Linked DNA regions of Homo sapiens: region 2 is linked to region 1. Evidence: read pairs that join two places in POLR2A ChIA-PET (ENCODE). Cell type or tissue: OCI-LY7. All regions are shown on one strand. Each heading gives the region's core, and the rest is flanking DNA. Links, peaks and the distances in the headings are about the cores only.

The links. ChIA-PET counts read pairs that join two places held together with the same protein. Peaks named below come from ENCODE experiments on the same cell type or tissue, not always from the same donor. Only the 100,000 strongest peaks of a DNase experiment are listed, where the experiment ranks them.
Region 2: POLR2A ChIA-PET joins it to region 1 with 16 read pairs; 4 of 35 experiments call an interaction of 5 or more read pairs at or near these places.

What each region holds. Positions count from the first base shown.
Region 1 is chr14:74,921,663-74,924,571 of GRCh38, reverse strand. RPS6KL1 (ribosomal protein S6 kinase like 1) reads left to right here and starts at 1,312. Exons shown (of 12, transcript NM_031464.5): 1 at 1,312-1,392; 2 at 2,087-2,594. RefSeq lists silencers at 1,087-1,146, 1,237-1,646 and enhancers at 1,017-1,787, 1,788-2,559. In OCI-LY7, for the core only: no CTCF peak of the experiment used is centred there; a DNase peak (open chromatin) is centred at 1,251; H3K4me3 peaks cover 1,285 bases.
Region 2 is chr14:75,121,125-75,124,032 of GRCh38, reverse strand. It overlaps NEK9 (NIMA related kinase 9), which reads left to right. Exons shown (of 22, transcript NM_033116.6): 3 at 2,859-2,908. Among named protein-coding and RNA genes, the nearest start is that of NEK9, 4.5 kb to the left of the region's middle. In OCI-LY7, for the core only: no CTCF peak of the experiment used is centred there; no DNase peak of the experiment used is centred there.

The DNA.
Region 1 (2,909 bases), core at 185-2,684:
AAAAAAAAAAAAAAAAAAAAAAAAAAAAAGGAAATTAGCCGTACTGCAAACCTAGGGTGGTAGGTAAAGAAGTGAGGCCTAGAGTGTATTTTGGTTTGTTTTCTTGTTTTGCTTTTAAGAGGGGAGAAACAAGCATTATGTTTGTATCAGGTGGGAATTATCTAGTGGGAGAGACGGGAGAATCGCTGGAGTGGTGTCGCTGAGTAGGTGATGGCACGGGACTGATGCCCACCTGGAAGGGTGGCCTTCGATGGGGCACAGACAGTCACCTGTGGAAAAAGGTTGGAAGCAGAGTGTGGGCACAGCCCCGCCCGCGGGCCAAGAGCAAGCCTGTGGGAGTCTGTGCGCCACTGCTGTCAAGGGAAGGATGAAGCAACAGTGCTGGCTGAGAGTGAGGATAGGGGGACGGGTGGGAGTCAGAGGGAGAAAGTATGAAAGGGTGTCTAAGGTAGAGCAAGTGCAGCCGGGGGACAGTGTGAAGCCAGTCAGCACTGAACCTGCAGGTGAGATCTGTGTCACAGGGTTGCCTGTGATCTGTTGCCCCATCACCCAGGCTGGAGTGCAGTGACACGATCTCGGCTCGCTGCAGCCTCAACCTCCCGAGCTCACTCCATCCTCCCACCTCAGCCTCCTGAGTAACTGGGACCACAGGCACACGCCACCATGCCCAGCTAAATTTTGTAATTTTTATAGAGATTGGGTCTACCTATGTTGCCCAGGCTGGTCTTGAACTCCTAGGTTCAAATGATCCTCCCGCCTCAGCCTTCCATAATGCAGAGATTACAGGCATGAGCCACCGCACCCGGCCTATGTCTTGAATTTTAAGCTCGGTTCTGATATCAAAAGCCTTCTATTGCTGGGTTCTTTACTCTCGGTAGCCCTCACTAGACTGTAAGCCCCATGCGGATGTAAACAGCGCTGTCTAGTTCACGGCTGTATCTCAACATCCAGCTCCTCATGCATGGGAGACTCTCAATACATAGCATTGAATCGTTGAATAAATGAATGAAGCAATGAATGAGAAAAGTCCTAGAAGTGGCACGTCTAGATTTCTGAAGCAGCCCCTTCCGCATCCCTGGATGATTCTAGACCTGCTCTCCCCACCCACCCCACATCCCATCCCACCCTCCCCTCTCTAAACCGCCCCCCGCCCCTCACAGCCCAGCCGTGCAGACCTTGCGGCTTTAAGGCCGGCAGGAGCCGAGCCGGGCGGTGATTGGTGGTTTATTCTAAGGCTCAAGTATGAGCTCATCCGCAGCCAATGGCCGCGCTGCACCGGCTGGCCCCGCACGCTGGATGCCGGAAAGCAGCGGCCCGCGGCGCGCTCTGGCGTGAAGGGCCGGTACGTGAGGGGGAGGCCTGGCCCGCGGACCCGGCTCCCAGCTCGGGCAGGTACGGTGTTTTGTCCGGTCCCTTCTCCACCCTCCCAGGCGAGGGGCCCCCTCGGCCGTCCCTCCACCCTGGGACCGTGCACCTTGCGGCTGGGGCCCCGTGGGTTGCACGCGCCGCTTTCTGTGTCCAGGCGGGGCCGGCGGCTCTGCCCGGCAGGACCCTGCCCGGCGGGGTGGACCCTGAAGCCAGTCCTACCCGGGCACCCCCCAGAGCAAGGCCTCAGAGCCTCAAGTTCCCCTGGGCTTGGCCGAGCAGGGATGGTGCGGCCTCCCTCTGCCTCCTGGCCGCATCCTGGCCGGGATTCAGCTCCCCGCCGGCTGAGGCTGTGGGTCTCCCTCCCCGCCCCACCGCCCATCCTGCTCTCTCCTCTTTCTCTCCAAATGACCTGGGGTTGGAAGTTCCGGGTCCTGCCCATTCCCAGTGGGACCTGGGAGAGCAAAGGCGGGGTAGCTTTGTGGGCCTCTCTCTGAGCCCCTTCCCTTCCCGCAGCCACGGCTGTCATCCCTTTGGCCGCCTGGGTCACACATTGCTCAGGAAGAAGCTGCTGTCAGGTCCTTGGAGGCCACATGACCTTCTCAAAAGTAAAGCCAGGAGGACAGAGCGACCCTCCCTGGGGCTGGGTCACCCTGCCCTCTTCTACCCCCCATCCAACGTGGCACCGAGTCTGCCACTCAGTCATTCCGTCTGCCAACAGTTCTTACAGCCCAGCTCTGTGCTCTGCTCTCTGCTGGCTCCAGGAGGGGTCCTCACTCGCTGACCACACTGACCTCAGGACCAAGGGAACAAAACACAGCAGGGGCAATCCATCCGGTCCACGGAGAAGTGCTAAACCCCAAAGGGTAAATGAGATTCCCACAGGAGGAGCAGGGAGGAGACAACAGGCAGGGTGGAGGGAACAGCATGAGGAACAGCATTTGAGCCCAGCGTGTGTGGCCTCCATGTGCTGAATGCGTACTGGATACCAAGCTTGCTCTACGGAGGCCCTGTGAAGGTGGCTGTGGATCACAGATATCCTCAGCTCTCTCCAGAGCTCAACACAGTACCAGATGCTCCAGAAATGTTTGCTGAACTGAATTTGACTGGAAAGGAAAACAGAGCCCCAGGCCTGCGCGGTGGCTCACGTCTATAATCCCAGCACTGTGGGAGGCCGAGGCAGACGGATCACTTGAGGTCAGGAGTTCAAGACCAGCCTGGCCAACATGGTAAAACCCCGTCTCTACTACAAATACAAAACATAGCCAGGTGTGGTAGGCAAGTGCCTGTAATCCCAGCTACTTGGGATGCTGAGGCAGGAGAATTGCTTGAACCTGGGAAGTGGAGGTTGCAGTGAGCCGAGATCGCACCACTGCAATCCAGCCTGGGTGACATAGCGAGACTCTGACTCAAAAAAAAAAAAAAAAAAGAAAAGAAAACAGAATCCTGAGCTGGTTATGATTCTATCATTACCACCACTTAGGAAGGACCTGGATCCATGAAAAGACCTTACCCACTTTAGCTCTGACCCCTTCAGTCTTTGG
Region 2 (2,908 bases), core at 1-2,500, 200 kb before region 1:
CAGTGGGACTTTTCCAGCAAGACTTTCTTAGACTCATAATTACGTTGAGGAGAAGAATATAAGAAGAGACATATACAGTGATAAAAACTTTAAATGAATTTCTAGAGTTTAAGAGAAACTTTTCAGGCCTTGGAGAATTTTTGAAGTGGTGTACGAAATAAGGAGAGGGATTTTCCCCTGCATACCCAAATTTTCTCTTGTGATTACAGTTCCATTTTCAAACTATCTTTTCTTTGGTTGGATTTTACCTTTATTTTTCAAGGTTTTTCTTTATGAAATGACATTAGTTAACCAGAGTGTGGCTTGGCAGCACTTGATACAGTATTTAATAAGATCTTATAGGTGATATTTATTTATATTGTCTTCAGCTAAAGCTATCCTATTGAAAAGTGGTCCAAAGATCATAACTGAGTGAAAGTAATATATAGTAAAGCATGGCCCTATTTATCTGGTCCCTGATTTCTTCACATCATTTTGCTTGTAAGATAGCAATATAGCCTAGTTGTTAAGAAAATAGACTCTAAAACCAAGTTTCTCTACTTTCTAGCTCTATAACCTTGGCAAGAAACTTAACTTCTCTGTGCCTCAGTTTCCTCATTTTATTTTTATTATTATTATTATTTTTTTTGAGATGGAGTTTTACTCTTGTTGGAGTAAAGGCTGGAGTGCAATGGTGCCATCTTGGCTCACCACAACCTCCGCCTCCTGGGTTCAAGCAATTCTCCTGCCTCAGCCTCCCAAGTAGCTGGGATTACAGGCATGCGCCACCACGCCCAGCTAATTTTTGTATTTTTAGTAGAGACAGGGTTTTGCCACGTTGGCCAGACTGGTCTCGAACTCCTGACCTTAGGTGATCCGCCCACCTCCGCCTCCCAAAGTGCTGGGATTACAGGCTTAAGCCACCATGCCCAGCAGTTTTGTCATTTTAAAATGAGTTTGTTGGCCAGGGACAGTGCACACCTGTAATCCCAGCGCTTTGAGAAGCCAAGACAAGCAGATCACTTGAGCATAGGAGTTTGAGGAAAGCCTAGGCAACATAGTGAAACCCTGTCACTACCAAAAATACAAAAAATTAGCTGGGTGGTGTGCACCTGTAGTCACAGCTACTTGGGAGGCTGAGGAGGGAGGATGGCTTGAGACTGGGAGGCAGAGGTTGCAGTGAGCTTGTGAGCTCAGACCGCTGCACTCCAGCCTGGGCGATGGAGCCAGACCCTGTCTCAAAAAAAAAAAAAAAAAAAAAAAAGCTGGGCGTGGTGGCTCACGCCTGTAATCCCAACACTTTGGGAGGATCACAAGGTCAGGAGATCGAGACCATCCTGGCCAACATGGTTAAACCCAGTCTCTACTAAAAATAACAAAAATTAGCTGTGCATGGTGGCGCGTGCCTGTAATCCCAGCTACTCGGGAGGCTGAGGCAGGAGAATCGCTTGAACCAGGGAGTTGGAGGTTGCAGTGAGTGGAGATCATGCCACTGCAGCCTGGTGACAGAGCGAGACTCCATCTCAAAAAAAAAAAGTTTGTTGATAACAGTACCTACTTTCTAGGATTGTTGTATTACATGCATAGTGCTTGGTAGGTAGAAAGTGTTTGCTACATACTGTACTAGCTGTTAATCATCTTATTGCACAGGAGAACCTCCAAAGCCCTTTTCTGAACTGCATGCTAAAGAGGTCCCAGCATATTCGTCACTTACGACTTCCTTGTGTAAACTCTTGTATATTATGATCATTGGTGATCAATGCCATATACAAGATTCTGTTAAAAATTTTCGAAGTAGCAGAAGCCCTAGGTAGTTAACTTCTTTTGTGGTTAGGAAGAACTGGAACAAATGATACATTTATTGAAACTGAGTTATTAAGTTGCAGGGGAAAAGAAGTTGTAAAAACTTACCCAGGGCTAAAGTGTAAGTTATAGTTGCAGGTGGGATGTAAGATGAACCATGATTACTTGCAGTCTGTATTACTTGGTAAAGGAAAGAGAGAAGTAAATTCACACTTATTCCACAGGAAGAAATTAGTAAAGAGAGTAATGATAGGAAACAGTCTAGGGGTAGACCCTAAATTTTGGGAAATATTTCGGTGTGAAGTAGAAAATTTGTCAATATATACCCTATAAATACAAAACATTGCATCACAGGTGTAACCCAATTTTTTTCTTTTTTTCCTGAGATAGACTCTCACTGTCACCCAGCCTGGAGTGCAGTGGTGCGATCCCAGCTCACTGCAACCTCCGCCTCCCAGGCTCAGGCGATCCTCCCACGCTCAGGCGACCCTCCCACCTTAGCCTCCTGATTAGCTGGGACCACAGGCACATGCCCCAACAGCTGGCTAACTTTTTGTATTTTTGGTAGAGACAAGGGTTTTGCCGTGTTGCCCAGGCTGGTCTTAAATTCCCAAACCCAAATGATTTGCCCACCTCAGCCTCCCAAAGTGCTGGGATTATAGGCGTGAGCCAATGTGCCCAGCCTAATCCAGATGTTATAGTAGTCACAACTGGGAGAGTTGTTACAAAAATATTGTAGAGTCCTTAAAGGAGAGTTCTAGAAAAGAAATCTGATTTTGAATATACTTCACTTGTTGGGAACAACAAGAATGGTCTTTACTCACATCTTTTCTAAAAATGTCTTTTTTTTAATTACGCCTCTTGTGTTAGAGAGGGAGATCTTTGAAGAATATTTCTGATGCGGTCCTTGAGAGATGGGAAGAGTTTTGTGCCCATGTGAAAAGTCAAAAGAAGTAGTTGCCTATGGAGAGAAAGCAGAATCCTTCATTTCCTTGTGTCACCTAAAAAAACCTGTTACAGGAGCCAAGCTTTGATCTGTATTAAGCAATTCAAATCTGTGTCTTGTTTAATTGCAGGAGGGAACCTGTATGACAAAATCCTTCGTCAGAAGGACAAGTTGTTTGAG